Linked DNA regions of Mus musculus: region 2 is linked to region 1. Evidence: chromatin loops called from intact Hi-C (ENCODE). Cell type or tissue: heart. All regions are shown on one strand.

Region 1 (8,000 bases):
AACTTGAGTTGTACCCCCAGCCACTGCCCCAGTGCCACACCCCAGTAAAGCTGTCACGGGAAAGCCCAAGGAAAAAAGGAAATGAACGTTGGAGGGGGAGGGGGTCAGAAGAAAATGTCTGCACCTTCGTTTCAGTTGGGTGGCTGTGGTCTGGCTGATTCATCCAGGGCTCCACAGATAGGTCAGAGCCCCAGCTCCACCTAGCTAAGCTCACATCTACCATCACACGCTCCTGCTTCCTGGGTCCTCTGTGATACCTGACCTTCCTGCTGGGGCAAGGCCAAGACATCCTTATTCCATCTGGTTTGGCTTAGTTGATGTTGCTGGGGCTCTGGCTAAGAGACCTAAGGGATCCAGGATGCAGGAGGCCCTCGTATGCTATGAGTGGTGGGAAAACATACTCCCTACCACCACTACTTCCAAGACACATGTGCATGTCACTCACAACCAGTTCAGAAGCCCCACCCTCTGTGTTACTACCCCCAAGACTATGTATAAGGCACTGTCTCAATAGGAACCTAGTATCATATCTCACACCCCCGATGGGACATACACATGCCAACCAAGCTGGCCTCAAACTCATAGAGGTCCATCTGGCTCTGCCTCCCCTCGTATTGGGATAAAAGGCGTGAGCCACCAGGGCTCTTGGCATTGGGCTCTCAATACTGACCATGAGTTCAGCTGTTTGGCCTGTGAACTTCCATTCTTCATGTGTGAAGTAAGAAACCCCAGCACCTGCCTATTACATGTGCATGTATGTGCACACATGTGCATGTATGTATTACACACGTGCCGGACACTGGACAATCCTGGGTGTCAGTCTCAGGACAGTCAACTGCTCTTCTGAGGCAGGATCTCTCAATGGCCTGGAGATCGATCGCCACCTGGGCTAACTGGCTGACCAGGGAAGCCCTAGGATTCTGTCTCTGCCTCCTTGGCACTAGATGGCACATAAGGAATTTGCATACGTGTTGTGAGGCTCAAATTCACACCTTCATGCTTGTGAGCCAAACACTGCACTGACTGAGCCAGCCATCTTCCAGCCTTTTGTACTGTTTTTCTTTTCTGAGACAGGGTTCTATGCATCCCAGACTGGCCCCAAGTCCAAGGGTGACCTTGAACTTCTCCTGCCTGTACTTCCGGAGCACTGGTTACAGTCATGGGCCACATCCAGTTTTTTGTGTTCCTGAAGACTGAACCCAGAGATACCTTATGCCAGGTCTCGTCCAACTGAACAACATCCTCCAGCTCCTTGTAGGATGAGTGTGAAGAATAAGTAATAATCGAGTTAATAAACATACAAATGGAAGGAGAATAACACCTTGTGTAAACTGAACTCTGACCTCCAAGCACAGGCTCCCATACACTTCATACACTTTGCCCACACACACACCACACACTCTGTGTATGTGTATGTATATACATATACATATATATACACATATGAATATATACACACACACACATACATACATATATGTTTTTTTAAAGAAAGAAAATGTATACAGTATATGCTCATGAGGAACACCCAAAAGGACTCCCAGCAGTTTTGTCTGAGGAAACTTTCTGAGGACCACCCAGAGGTACCAAAGTCAAGTTCAGTGGTTATACTAAGTCTGAGCCGACTCAAAAAAAGACTATCTCTCCAGAGATCCAGAGATCTGAGAGGCAGATTTGGTTGGTCTTGTGGACTAAGTCAATCAAAGAAAAGACAGATGCTGGCCCTAGGACCAGCAGGTACCAGCTGACTGGGAAGAAGGGAGGACTTAGGGACTGTACTAAGTGTCTGCTCTTGCTTGGTCATCTAGTATATCTGAAGGCCCGTGACCCCCAAGACCCTTCCCACTGTGGTTCGTGGGTCTGTACGGGACATGTCTTAGGAGGAGGGGAGAACAGAGAGGAAATAAGAGGCAGCCTTCTGAGCCACTGAGTGCAAAGAGCCTTCCCTTCCTAAGGTCCCCAAGACATCTTGGTGTGGTTCTCTTGCTAAAGATCCAACCCCTCCCAGGGTCTCATTCAAATTGGGCTCCAATCACAGCAAGCTCTGAAAATGAGCTCAGGAAAGATTCTGTGACAGCAGACAGAAATCTTCAAGGGACAGGCGGATGGGACCTACAGGTGCCCTCTCCTCCCCTAGCAGGGCCCCCCTCCTCCAGCTGGAGCTTAAGTTGATGCTCAAGGCCTGCATGTGTCTTGAGGCCCCGGCCCTGACTTCCTTTCCCAGAACTCAAGAGAGCCCAGGGGAGGGGCAGGGAGGAGCAGCCTGGAGAGAAGGGAGCAGAGATCCGGAGGAGGGTGGGCTGGAGCAGAAAATGCTGGGGCCAGAATCGGGAGGTTCTGGGATTGCCCCAACTTCAAGGACTCTGTCCAACCTTCTCCCCAAAGGCCAAAACTTTCAGGTCTATTTTTACTCTAGAGGAAAAAGGGCTGTGAGGCCAGAGCTCGGGCTGGGTGGTAGAGCATTTGCTGAGCACACACCAAGCCCTGGGATCCATCTGCAGCACCATTTAAACTAGGTCTGGTAGCGCATGCCTTGTAACCTTAGCCCTTGGGAGGGAGAGGGAGGAGGATCAGAAATTCAAGGTCATCCTTGACTGCGGAAGAAGCGTAAGGCTAGCCTGGGCTACGTGAAACCATGTCTTAAACAAAACAAAACCCATGCTGAAGAGAAGTAGCACACATACTTCTAATCTTAGTACCAGGGAGTCGGAGGCAGGCACTATGAGTTCAAGACCAGCCTGGTCTAAAAAAGGGAGTTTCAGGTCAGTCAGAATTGCATAGTAAGGTCTTGTATCAAAAAATAAAAAGTGTGTGTGTTTATATGTGTGTGTGTGAGAGAGAGAGAGATGGAGTCATAGGCGAGATGATGAAGAAAGAAACCAAAACTGGTTTGGGATTAACCCCCATGCCCACCCTAAGGAGTAGAGGCTGGAAAATGACTTCTGCTGTCAAGAAGACAGTAACTATCACTCATCAGAAGCCATGGCCTGCCTGGCCCAGGGCAGGACTTCGTATTATCTCTTAAGTCGAATGCAGGTTAGACTCTTTACCCAGCCATATCCTATGCCTCGTTTCCTCACCTGCAAAGGCAGAATAATGCCTGTCTTGCCTGGGATGTAGCTGAGTGACAGAGTACTTGCCAATATGTACAAAGGCCTAGGTTTGAGCCTCAGCATACACACAGACACACACAGACACACAGACACACAGACACACAGACACACACAGACACACACACACACACACACACACACACACACACACACACGCAAGCGTGTGTGCTTGCTTCATTGGGCTGTGAGGCCATTAAGATGCTCCTTAGCATATAGTAAACATTTAGCTGGTACTAGCCACCATGAGGGAAGGGTCACAGGTGAGGAAACAGACACCAGAAAGGAACCTAGCAAGAACCAAGCCAGGCAGCTTATCCATAGGGACTGCTCTCTGGCCCGACCACCATAGAATGAAAATGGATGGTGAATCCCCATTTGATGCCAAACAGCCCTATCAGTCTGCCAGCTGAGCTGTGTGAAACTTAGCAAGAAGCTTAACTTCTCTGTGCAGCGGCTTCTTGGCCTGTCTCCTATGTCCCTTGAGCTGACGGTGGTTAGGAAAGAATGAATTATTAAGTCTTTGGAAATACTAGCCAGACTCTGTTCCAGGGCTGTTCACTGTGGCCATCTTGCTCACTGTGGGCCGAGTCTGCTGTGTCCTGTAGCCCACTGACCGTAAGGCCTTCTTAGTTCTCTGTCTCTGTCTCTGAAACAAGCTCTTGCCCAGTAGTCCTGGCAGGCCTGAGCTTGCCATGGAGGCCAGGCTGGCTTCAAATTCCCAGAGATCCACCTGCCTCTGCCTTCCTAGTGCTGAGACTAAAGGCCTGCGCCATCAAGCCAAGCAAGCAATAGCCCTTAACGGGTCTGACCGGCTGCAATAAGATCTGGCCCGGATACAGGAAGAACCAGCCCCACCTTCAAAGAGGCATGGCTAAGTCTCTGCTTTCTAACCTCAGGAGAGGCTGCTGGGGAATTTTACCCAACAAGGGAGAACTAATTCTTTCAGAAAGGTGTGGCTTCCGAGGCCCTTAACAGGCAACAATGTAAGTGTTAGACCCTTTGAAAGGTAGGAAGGGTCATTCCAGAGTAGCTTCCCTGAAAATGTGCTGGCGCCTGCTGACACTTGGGTCCCTCGGAGGCAAGGACGACGGAAGGTCAGGAAGAGTTGTGGGAGGGCCCCTGCCTGCGCAAAGGAGCACCTTCTCCCAGCGCTGCACACTTGGGCCAGAGCACATTTTATGGAGATTCTGCCTGGTCCGGTCAGAACAGCTCTCTGTGTAAACAGCTGGGAATGGGGTGGGGACAGAGGTCCCAGGAAACCAGCTGGCGCCTGAAGGACCAGGTGGGGTTCTTCACCCAATCCGGGGGCCCCTGAAGTGACACTCTGGGCTATAGCTCCATCTGGTGGACCAAGTGTGAATACCATGGGCCGGGGCCAGCGGCAGGCCGAGTGATGACGCAAGGGGGCCTCGGTGAGTCACCCAATTTCTAGGCGGAAAGGGGTGGAGTCTTCGCGTTGACACTCTGGCAGAGGCCCTAGGTGCATGCGCTCTAGACTCCTGTAGCTAGGACTCACGTCATTAGGCTGGGATCACACAGCTATTTGTTAGAAAGTTCTTACATTTTTGCCAAGTGGGCGTGGTACTTTCCATGCCTGTAATCCCAGCTCCCAGAAAGAAAAGGCTGGGGTTGCTACAAGTTCAAGGACGGCCAGGTCTGTTTACAATAGTACGGGGGTTGGGGGGAGGCTATATGGCAAGGCTCAAGCAATAATAATAATAATAATAATAATAATTCAAAACGCATAACCAAACAAAAAAAATCCATCTACTCAAGAAAAACGTATGGGTCTGGAAAGCCAGAGAACCAGCTAAAAGCTTGTCCTGCTCTTGCAGATGACCCAAGTTCAGTCCCCACACTGTGTGGCTCACTTCAGGCCCTTGCATTTATGCACACAGACACACAGAGACACATAGTTACAAATAAAATAAACATTTTTGTTTCGTCCTAATGCATCCCAGAACTACCTTAAACATCTAAACGCTTCTTGTATCTCCTTCAATTTCTGGAGTCTAACTTCACTTTTTGATGCTGCCTTGCTTGAAAGCTTTACAGCCTAGGCCCCTTCCAACTTCCAATGATCCTCCTGCCTCAGCTTCCTGAGTGCTGGGACCACAAGCATTCACTACTACTTCCAATACCACTGCATTTATTTATTTTCCTACTTAGCTCTCTTTTGTTTTTGTTTTGGTTTGGTTTGGTTTTGGTTTTTCGAGACAGGGTTTCTCTGTGTAGCCTTGGCTGTCTTAGAACTCACTTTGTAGACCAGGCTGGCCTCGAACTCAGAAATCCACCTGTCTCTGCCTCCCAAGTGCTGGGATTAAAGGCGTGCGCCACCACGCCCGGCTGTTGTTTTGTTTTTTAAAGATTTACTTATTTATTATATGTAAGCACTCTGTAGCTGACTTCAGACACTCCAGAACAGGGTGTCAGATCTCATTACGGATGGTTGTGAGCCACCATGTGGTTGCTGGGATTTGAACTCAGAACCTTTGGAAGAGCAGTCAGTGCTCTTACCCGCTGAGCCATCTCGCCAGCCCTCTCCTTTGCTTTTAAATTAAAACTATTACTTATACGCCCGGCAGTGGTGGCGCACGCCTTTAATCCCAGCACTTGGGACATATTTACTTGCAAAGACTCCCTCTGTGTTCTACCCCAAGCCCTCCCCCTCTCCACACATCACACCGTACCATCCGTATTATATTTTTGTTTTAAAATTGTATGTGTATTGGTGTTTTGTCTCTACCTGGGTCTGTGCACCGTGTGTGTGTGTGTGTGTGTGTGTGTGTGTGCGTGCGTGCGTGCCTGTGCGTGTGTGCGTGCCTGTGCGTGTGTGTATGTGTGTGTGTGTATGTGTGTGTGTGTATGTGTGTGTGTGTGTATGTGTGTGTGTGTATGTGTGTGTGTGTGTGTATGTGTGTGTGTGTGTGCGCGCGTGTGCGTGTGTGCGTGTGCGTGCGTGTGTGTGTGCGTGTGTGTGTGTGTGCGTGCGTGTGTGTGCGTGTGTGTGTCTGGTGCCCAGGAAGGTCAGAAGGAGCAGAGTTACATAGACTTCCTCCTGGTGGGCAGGAAGATAGGGTGAGGGGATGTAGCTAGGTAATACTGGTGGTGAATTCCAAATTCCCAAGATGAAAGGTCTCTTCTTCACTCTCAGGACCTGAGACAAAAGCCTGGCAGCTTAAAACAAAAGTTTTATTGAGTTTCTTCTCCCACTCCCGGACCCCCTGCTGATGGACTTCAAGCCTGGAAGGTTTACAGGCCAATCAACCATCCTATCTTTTTTCAAATTGACCAACCCTAAATTAGGGGAGAAGGACTTTTTGAGAGACTTAAAAAGGCCTCCAGCCTTCAATTTTTTTGTTTCCCAAGTCTGCACTCTGCCTTGCAGGGTCTGTTTCTCTGTGTGTCTGCCGCATGTGTTTCCTCATTCCCAGTACCTGCCCTTCAACCGTTGGTTCTGTCTGCTGCTGTCTGCTTGCAGTCTGAGATTTCCCTCGACACTACCAGCTGCTTCCTACTTCCTAATTCTTAAAGTGGCAGAGCACATAAACCTGATCAAAACTTGTAGACCTTAAGAAAAAGACCTCAGAGCCGGGCGGTGGTGGGGCACTCCTTTAATCCCAGCACCTGGGAGGCAGAGGCAGGCAGATTTCTGAGTTCGAGGCCAGCCTGGTCTACAAAGTGAGTTCCAGGACAGCCAGGGCTACACAGAGAAACCCTGTCTCAAAAAAAAAAAAAAAAAAAAAAAAGGGTCTCAGGGCTGAAGAGAAGGCTCAGTGGTTAAGAGCACTGACTCCTCTTCTGAAGGTCCTGAGTTCAAATCCCAGCAACCACATGGTGGCTCACAACCATCTATAATGAGAGCTAATGCCCTTTTCTGGTGTGACTGGAGATAGCTACAGTGTACTTACATATAACAATAAATAGATCTTTAAAATATATATATTTAAGAAAGAAAGGAAAGAAGGAAGGAAGGAAGGAAGGAAGGAAGGAAAGGGCATCAAATCCCCTGAACTGCAGTGACAAATGGACAACTGTGAGTTGCTGGGAATTGAACCTGGGTCATCTGAAAAAACAGCCTGTGCTTTTCTGGTGTATAGGGTCTCTCTACATAGCCATGGCTGTCTGACTATGTGAACTCTCTCTGGACGCTGGTTTTCAAGATGATAAGCTGGGACAGAGGTGCACGCACATGCGCACCTAGAATTACGGTGAGAAACACTACGGAGCCCCTAAGTGGTTGTTGAAGCCACATGACCCAGAGTTCAAAGGTTTTTAGGGGTGCTTTAGGGAGAAAGTGAGGGGCTGAGACCAGAGAAGACACAGACTCCAGTCTTACTGCAGGAAAGGTGCCCTAGGTCGGCAGCAGGGACAGGGACAAGGACAGGAATTGACAGCTCTTTGAAACGCAGAGGATTTAAACTTTAAAAGTCTGTGGGCAAAATAAACACACCTACCGTTCAGCAGGGAAAGGGAAACTTGGCAGAGGTCCCAGAACTTTCCCCACCCACAATCCGCCCTAAACTTCCTCTTGTGGTTTCTCAAGGGTACAGGCTGTTCTTGCTCTACAAGTGAGGGCGGAGGGAAAGGGGCGTGCCCAGGGTTCCACTGTGCCCAGACCCTGGGAGCAGAGAGGAAGAGGTGGGAGGGCGCAGAGGAACTTTGTTTGCATTATTCATACACTTCACAACCTTAGTCCCTCACCCTCAAACCCGACATCAACACCCATCCCTTCTTAGGATCAATGCTTAGACGTTCTTTGAAAAAACAAAAAACAAAACAAAACAAAAACAACTTTTACTTATTTTACACATATGGATTTCTTGCCTACATGTAGGTATGCACACCCTGTGCATGTGTGGTGGAGACCAAGGGAGGGCTTCTGAT
Region 2 (8,000 bases), 99 kb before region 1:
AGAGAAACCCTGTCTCGAAAAACCACAAACTCTAGCGGGGTTAAGGGCATAACAAAAGCCAGGCAGTGGTGGGTGCACACCTTTAATCCCAGCGCTCAGGAGTCAGGAGGCAGAGGCAGTCTGATCTCTGTGATCCCAGCCTAGTCTACAAAGAGAGAGTTGCAGGATAGCCAGGGATACACATAGAAACTCTGTCTCAAAAACACAAGAACAAAAAAAAGAAATAAAAGTCTAACAAGAGGCTGGTGAGATGGCTCAATGGTTCTGACCACTCACTTCTGACAGAACAGAGTTCACCATCCACACTGGGTTGTCCACAAGGGCCTGTAACTCCAGCTCCTTTCTGACTTCCCTCCACAGCACCCAGCCCCAGAAATAAAATAAAGTCAGGTGTAATGATGTGCATTTAGTTCCAGCACTAGGAGATGGATCTCTGTGAATCTGAGGCCACTCCCATCTACAGAGTGAGTTCCAGGACAGCTAGAGCTACATAGTGAGACCCTGTCTAAAAACAAACAAAATAAAATATAAATAAATCCTTTTTTAAAAAAAAAGTGTAGTGATGGGAAGAGGAGAAAGACTGCAGGATTGGGGAGCAATTCAGGGCCTTCCCTGTACTGCCCTGGCCTCTCTGCTGCCCCCTGCTGAATTAGGCAGGCTCTACACTGAACCTCCAACTCCCATCCCTTCTGTCTACACTGCCAATTCACATCTTTCATCGCTTTGAAAATCCAGTTTAAAATATGCCAGCTCTCAGAGCCACTCAAAGCTGACCTTATTCTGTCTCAGGTTATACACTGTAATTACATACCTGGATCATACCACATCAAGTTGTACTGCCTTGAAACTTTGCAAAGGCAGCCAAAGACTATGTGAGTGAGCTGCCAAGATGGCTCAGCGAGCAAGAGCACTGACTGCTCTTCTGAAGGTACTGAGTTCAAATCCCAGCAACCACAAGGTGGCTCACAATCACGCATAATGAGATTTGATGCCCTCTTCTGGTGTGTCTGAAGACAGTAACAGTGTACTTAATAAATAAATCTTTGGACCTGAGCAAGCACGGCCGACCGGAGCAGAGGTCCTAAATTCAATTCCCAACAACCACATGAAGACTCACAACCATCTGTATAGCTACAGTGTATCCAGAGACTATGGGCACTGGGCACTGGATTCCCTAGGACTAGAGTCAAAAACTGTGAGCTGCCATATGGGCTCTGGGAATGAAACCCTGGCTTCTAGAAAACCAGCCAGTGTTCTCAACTGCTGAGCTGCTTCAGCCCCAACACTATTCTTTAATGAAGTAAGTGCTTCCCGTTATTGTGTACAATTCTTGTTTCCTAAGAAAGGTTCTCAGTCTCTAGCCTAGGCTGGCCTTGAACCCAAGTTTAGTTCCCAGTACCCATATCAGCAGAAAGCTCATAACTACCTGTGACTCTAGCTCCAGAGGATCTGATACCTCTAGCCTCCATAAGCACCCACACTTGTGTGCATATAGCCACACACAGGGGCACAAGTGCTTGTACACACACACATTTGAAAATAAAAACAAATCTTTAAACAAATAGATCAAACTGCAAACTGACCACCATAATATAAGATGGACCAAGAACGAATGAGGCCACAAACACATCCTGCCTCAGTCAGGACCGCTACCCTTGACAGAAAAGCAAGCAGATCCATTAACGTAAATACTCTAAGCCATGCTCCTCCCATCTGCTCTCAGCCATCTACTGACCTTGGCTGCCCAGGGTAGAGGCAGCTGTGTGGTAAGTCTCACAGTCCACACAAAATGTCCCTTGTTTCTCTGCTCCAAGCATCTCCAGTTTCTTGGTGAGGAGCTCCACTGTCTGCTGGAGACTCTTGCCCTCAGCCACAGGCATCTGGGACACACTGAGAAACACAACGCCAAGTCAGCAGGGTCCAGAGACACAGAGCTTCTGGCTAAGCCACTCAATTCCCCAACAGGTAACGGATCAGCAGGGCTAGGAGTTACTTAGACATCTCTGATCCCCACCCATCAGTCCCCAAGAGTTCCTGGAACTCACTTGGTAGACCAGGCTGGCCTGGAATTCACAGAAACTTGCCTGACTCTGCCTCCCAAATGTTGGAATCAAAGGCATCAGCCCTCAGATGGATTGCCTGACTCTTCCAAAGGCCCCAGGAAAGGCCCTGTCCTGTATCAACTTACTGCAAACAGGGAAACTGAACTCTAAATGACTCTGCTGTGATCTGTCTTCATTGCTCACAGGCATTCTTTACAGTAGGGTAGAAGTATGAGATGAGGCTCCTAGTGTCAACTGTGGCAAGAGCCTTCCTTTCACAGGGCAGACCTGTGGCCCCTGGCCTCCAAGCTTCTTTAACTGGAAAGAAGCACACCACTACCAAGACTTTTAAGTGCTGAGGCCGAGTACTTTAAAATTAATACCCAGAAAAGCACGGTGCCCAAACCTTACCAACTGCCTTTTTATCAAGTGAGACTTCAAACATGTTTAAGATAAAAGTCAATCAAAACTGTCTGAAGCCCAGGCGATGGTGGCTCGCGTCCGTTTCATCCGTGCGCTTGAGAGGCAGAGAGAGGCAGGTGGATCTCTGTGAATTCGAGTCCAGCCTGTTCTACAGAGTGAGTTCCGGGCCTCCCAAGCCTACACAGTGAGACACCCAGCTCGAAAAATTGTCTCTGCCTGGTACTCCGAACTCCAAACTCCCAACCGCTCCTTTCCTCCTACCTCTGTCACTAGCCCCAACACCTTAAAATGGCCAATTCAAAGTCTGTAACTGCAAGCAAAATAGAAAAGTCACTTTCTCCTCGCGCCACTCTTATCCCTTTCTGCGAACAACTCCTAATCTAGAAACCCTATTTCTAACCTTTGGGTGCTAGTAGCGACACTACAAGGCCTCAAGGACAGGAAGAGGTACCAAGAAAAAGGTACAACTCCTGGCGGGTCCTAGGGATGCGCTGCTCCCTTTGCCAAAGGGGTGTGTCTGGGAAGAGAGAAGTCCCACGCAGTGTCCCCCATCCACACAACCGGAAGACATCTTGGTCAGCCCCCCGAGGAACCGAGAACCTCGGTCAAAATCCCTTTCCCCGGGCCATCACAGGCCCACAGACACCTTCACGACCCTATATGCTCCGTCACCACAGAAGCCCTTCAAGTCCTACCACGTCACTCCCATAGCGAAGGATCAAAAGGTGGCGCCTCCAAACCCTCGAACTCAGAGACTCCAGACCTTCACGCGAACGGCGGCCCCCTAAACACAGGAAGCAGTCGTTGATCGACCGCCGGAAATGCGCAAATACTGAGCGCCGCGGCGACACGCCCACAGGGAGCGCCATCTCTGGTACCCAGTGGTGACATTTCTAGAACGTCATCGACTCGGCTCCGCCCCCAAGGCGTCCAACGGGTTGACAGGACGCCCTAGGCTACTTTCATGAATTCTGGAAAAGGGTGACTTGGACATCCACCTTTCTAATGAGATTACCTGAGAATTTGGGGGCTCCTGCTATAGGTCCCGAAGCTCTTCCTGAGAGTAATAGATGAGGAACTTCCGGCCTCCTAACGCTGGGGGGCACTGTGATCTCTCAGTGGCCTCTTGGCGATCGGAACACACAGCGCAAGCGCAGTATCGGCTTTTTAGCCGGCTTCACACGTGTGAACCTGGTGGGCAATTTTTTCGGCCAAAATGCCCAAATTCAAGGTGACACGTGGGGCCAGCAATCGGGAGAAGCATGCACCTCTGGCCGAGCAGATCCTGGCTGGGAACGCAGTGCGCGCGGGGACCCGAGAAAAACGGCGGGGGCGTGAGGTCGAAGAGGAGGAAGAGTATGTGGGACCCCGGCTAAGCAGACGGATTTTGCAGCAAGCCAGACAACAGCAGGAGGAGCTCGAAACTGACCATGGGGCTGGTGATCGGTCAGCACCACCGCGAGAGCGCGCCACGCGGCTGGGTGAGTGACAAGGGGTGGAGTCGTGAGTTGGGCCGGTCTGACACCCCATCAGAATACTTTACCGGCGTGTTCCTCCACTTCCACTCCTGAATTCCAGAATTCAGAGTTAAGCCAACGAAAAGTGATCTCTCACACCAGTTCTAGCATTATTTTATTTTAGGTTTTTTTCGAGACAGGGTTTCTCTGTATAGCCCTGGCTGTCCTGGAACTCACTTTGTAGACCAGGCTGGCCTCGAACTCATAAAGCTGCCTGCCTCTGCCTCCCAAGTAAAGGCGGGTACCACCACCACCTGGTGGTCTAGCATTTATTTATTTATCCTCTGGGCGTTTGAAGTATTTGTGGACTGCCTGCATAATGTTTTGAGCTGTGTTAAGTTTTTAGGCAGTTTTGATACAGAAATAAGATATTCGTTCCTCCTGATAACACCGGAAGTCTAGCTCAAGGCACCCATTAAATAGAGTTACATATTCCAAGCAGGAGTGGCGAGGCTCACCTGTAATCCCAGCACTCGAGAAGCAAGGCAGAAGACCTTCTTGGCTATATAGTAAATTTCAGATTAACGAGCCCTGTCTCTCAAGAGAGAGGAAAAAAGTGATGATATTTCTATTTAAACAAAAAAGCAGATGAACATTAATTCTACATGGTGGGTATCCCAGATTTCATGTCCTTCGAATAAGACCTGAAAAGCAAGTGGGGACTGTCCCTGTCCCAGCGACAGGGGAGGGGAAACAGTATTGTTTACGGGCTAAAAGGGGGAAGAGGGGTGGGTACTGCCACCTGTCTCACTGGGGAGGAATTGTTGTTCACCTCCCAGTTGCTTAATCTTCCATTCTTATTTCTCCTAAAAAGCAATATTGACACATTTGAACATGGTTTTGGGCCTACAGCAGCTTTTTCTGTTTCTTTTAGTTTTTTTTAAAGTAAGGGCTCATGGAGCCTGGGATGGCATCTAATGCTGTAGGGGAGGCTGACCTTGAACTCCTGATCTTGCCTCTGTTTTCCATGTGGTGGCATGATAGGTGGGTGACACCACACCTGCCCTTAAAATAACTTTTTTTTTTTAACTCTGAGACTGAGTCTCGTTAAGTTGTTCAGGCTGGACTTGAACTTGCTGGGTGACCAAGACAAGGTTTGACGGTCCTTCTGTGGTGTCGTCAGGGAATTTCACTTTGAGGCCATTTGTTTGACAGCTACTTCCAGTTTTTTCTCCCTCAGAGTTCGTCCAAGAAAGCTCACATCTTTATATCCAGTGGTCTACCTGACATCTCCAAGTTGAATACTAGTATCTAACTCTAGTAAGATTGCGTCCAAGCAGGGCAGTGGTGGCGCACGCCTTTAATCCCAGCACTTACAAGGCAGAGGCAGGTGGATTTCTGAGTTCAAGGACAGCCTGGTCTACAAAGTGAGTTCCAGGACAGCCAAGGCTACCTAGAGAAGCCCTGTCTCGGAGAAGGAAAAAAAAAAATAAAAGAAGAAGATTGCATCTAAAACAGAAGTTGTGACTTCCTTCCCAAACTTGCTCTCTGTTTGCTACTTGGAGGTTGTTAGCACATTAGCTCCACTGCTCCAGTCAGAGTCCAGGCTTCCTCTTTCTCACTTCAAAGTAAATCCTGGTGATGTTGTCTTTAGAGTATTTCAGAGCCAGACCACTTTCCATTCACCTGAGACACTCCCTGATTAAGCTACCAGGGTCTCTCCCCTGGATCACTGTGGAAACATCGTGCTTTGAATTCTGTGACCTCTGTGGTCCATTCAGCAGCTAGAGATTGATGGCGTCCTGTCTGGTCTGTCTCTGTTTCAGGTCTGACCACAAGCTAGGGACAGGATAAGATAATGCTCACAGCTGGTGAGGTCCATGCTTTGAGAGAGCATGAGCCCTGACTTCCACTCACAGCAGCTTGTAGTTTCTGAGCTACAGTGTAGAAGACAGATCTCTTGGGCCTACTGGGCAACCAGTCTAGCCTAATCAGCTATCCCCAGGTCCCAGTCAAATCCTGTTTCAAAAACAAGGTCATCAGCTCCCAAGAGTCACTTCCATGATGCAGGGTTCACTCATATACAAAAAGCAAATGATCACAACAACAAAACACCACACAAATGTCAGTGACTGTCTCCTGATTTTCTCTCTTTTCCCTACGTCGTATTTCATAGCTCTTGTCTTCCTTTGTTTAACATGTATTTTGTGTGCATGTGCGTGGCATGATGTGTGTAGAGAACAGAGGAAAACTCTCAAGAGTTGGTCCTCAGCTCTTCAGAACACTTGTTCTTGCAGAAAACCCAAGTTTGGTTTCTGGCATTCATATGGCAGGCTATAGCTGTCTGTAACTCCATTTGCAAGGGATCAAATGCCATCTTCTGATGTCATTAGACACCAGGCACACTTGTGCACAGACATACGTGCAGTCAGCACTCAAACATTAAAAGTAAAATAAACCTAAAACAAACAACCTTGGCTCTCACTGGGTATGCTCTGTGTACTCTCTGGAGCTCTATATAATATACCCTTAGTCCACTTCCATAGCAACTGATCTGTTGCTATGGTAATAATTCAACTACTTTGGTTTATTAGACTCTTTCCCAACTGCCTTGCCAGCTATGTGCGGTATTTCAAAAGTCAGCCCGGTGTATTGGCACATGACTTTAATCCCAGCACTCAGGAAGTACCCAGCCAAGACTCCATGGTCAGGACCTCAGGATGTGGCAGGAATGGCTCAACCCACCTATCACCCAAGTGAGGACACAGAGACCTCTTATTAGTTATGAAAGCTTGGCCTTAGCTGCCTTGTTCCGAACTCGCTGATACAACATAATTGCTTTATACTAGTCTACATTCAACCACGGGGCTCGTTACTGCTCTTCAGTAACAGCACGTGTTTCTTCCTCTGTGTCTGGCTGTTGAGTCCCCTCACATCTGATTTCTTTCCCAGAGTTCCTATCTCTGCCCAGAAGTCCCGCCTATCCTTTCCAGCCCTGCTATGGGCCACTCAGCTTTTGATTAAACCAATCAGAAGGTGATGGAGAAGAAGTTTCCACAACACTGAGACAGGTGATGCTTCATTAAAAAAAAAAACCAATGCCGACTGTACTCAGCTCTCTGCTGGAACAAAGATTAACATGTGAATAGTACACAGGCAGCCTTTACATGGAACACACGGGATTAACCCAACATCAGAAGCTCAGCCTTCAGCACTGTGGTGCGTGTTTGGAAAGTGGAGGCGCGAGAACAAGGAACTCCCAAGTCATCCTCGACTACCTAAGCCAGTAACTTAAATGTGTTGGTTGATCAGAGTCCGAATGCCACTGCCCAGCCTTAGAGCCTTCCAGGTTGGCTTTCCGTTTCCTTTCTGGCTCCTTAGTGCCCAACACTCTAACAGCATTACTTTCCAGGACGTGGAGCATGCTCTTGCTCCCAGACTGCCCATCCAGAGCCTCCTCAGCCTCTGTACTCATCCAAGTGCCTGAGGTGCACACTGCCTCCACCATGGTTTTAGTTTCAGCACATGATGCAGTTCCACTGTGCAAGCAACATAGTGGGAAGTCAGGACCCACAGTGCCTACCTACTGTGGGCACATCAACTCTTCTGCCCCGGTTTGAACTGGGTATAGCAACAGTACCTATTCCTTGAGGTCATCTGGACAGACCAGGTTACATGTGTGTAGTATAGAATGGATCCTTCTTGGTCATTGAGGGGGGACATGTCATCCATTCACTGAGGGGACATGTCATCCAGTCTTTACTGGCCTTATCATCTCTCGCTTCGTGTGCTGTATTTTCTATCAAGATTCCAAGTCTCTGGGGACAAAAGGATAGTCCCTCTGCAGGTGTCCCTCCTGCTCCCTGGGTGTGCTGTACGTGGAATGGGGAACTGACTCACAAGCCCCTGCGGCTGGGATTATCTTGTAGGGCCGGGATTGCCACAGGATGGATCAGATGAGGAGGATGAGGAGTGGCCTACCCTGGAGAAGGCAGCCAAAATGGCCGGGGTGGACCACCAGGCAGAGGTGATCGTGGACCCTGAAGATGAGCGTGCCATTGAAATGTTCATGAACAAG

Evidence for each region. Peaks named below come from ENCODE experiments on the same cell type or tissue, not always from the same donor. Only the 100,000 strongest peaks of a DNase experiment are listed, where the experiment ranks them.
Region 2: a loop joins it to region 1, with 7 times the contacts of the local background. A loop is called at or near these places in 15 of 42 quality-filtered maps.

Annotation. Positions count from the first base shown.
Region 1 is chr17:47,507,804-47,515,803 of GRCm38, reverse strand. It overlaps a transcript of Ccnd3 not described here. Among named protein-coding and RNA genes, the nearest start is that of Taf8, 9.5 kb to the right of the region's middle. In heart, CTCF peaks have their summits at 4,457 (motif pointing left) and 7,607; DNase peaks (open chromatin) are centred at 2,243, 3,963, 4,513, 7,683 and 2 weaker places; H3K4me3 peaks cover 1,650 bases; H3K27ac peaks cover 6,531 bases.
Region 2 is chr17:47,606,853-47,614,852 of GRCm38, reverse strand. It overlaps Bysl (bystin-like), which reads left to right and starts at 3,361. Exons shown (of 7, transcript NM_016859.3): 1 at 3,361-3,946; 2 at 7,852-8,000. The coding sequence starts at 3,682. Gm20517 (predicted gene 20517) reads right to left here and starts at 3,268. Exons shown (of 9, transcript NR_157366.1): 1 at 3,161-3,268; 2 at 1,736-1,890. Med20 (mediator complex subunit 20) reads right to left here and starts at 3,268. Exons shown (of 4, transcript NM_020048.4): 1 at 3,161-3,268; 2 at 1,736-1,890. The coding sequence starts at 3,174. In heart, CTCF peaks have their summits at 638 (motif pointing left) and 3,537; DNase peaks (open chromatin) are centred at 652 and 3,302; H3K4me3 peaks cover 2,856 bases; H3K27ac peaks cover 2,232 bases.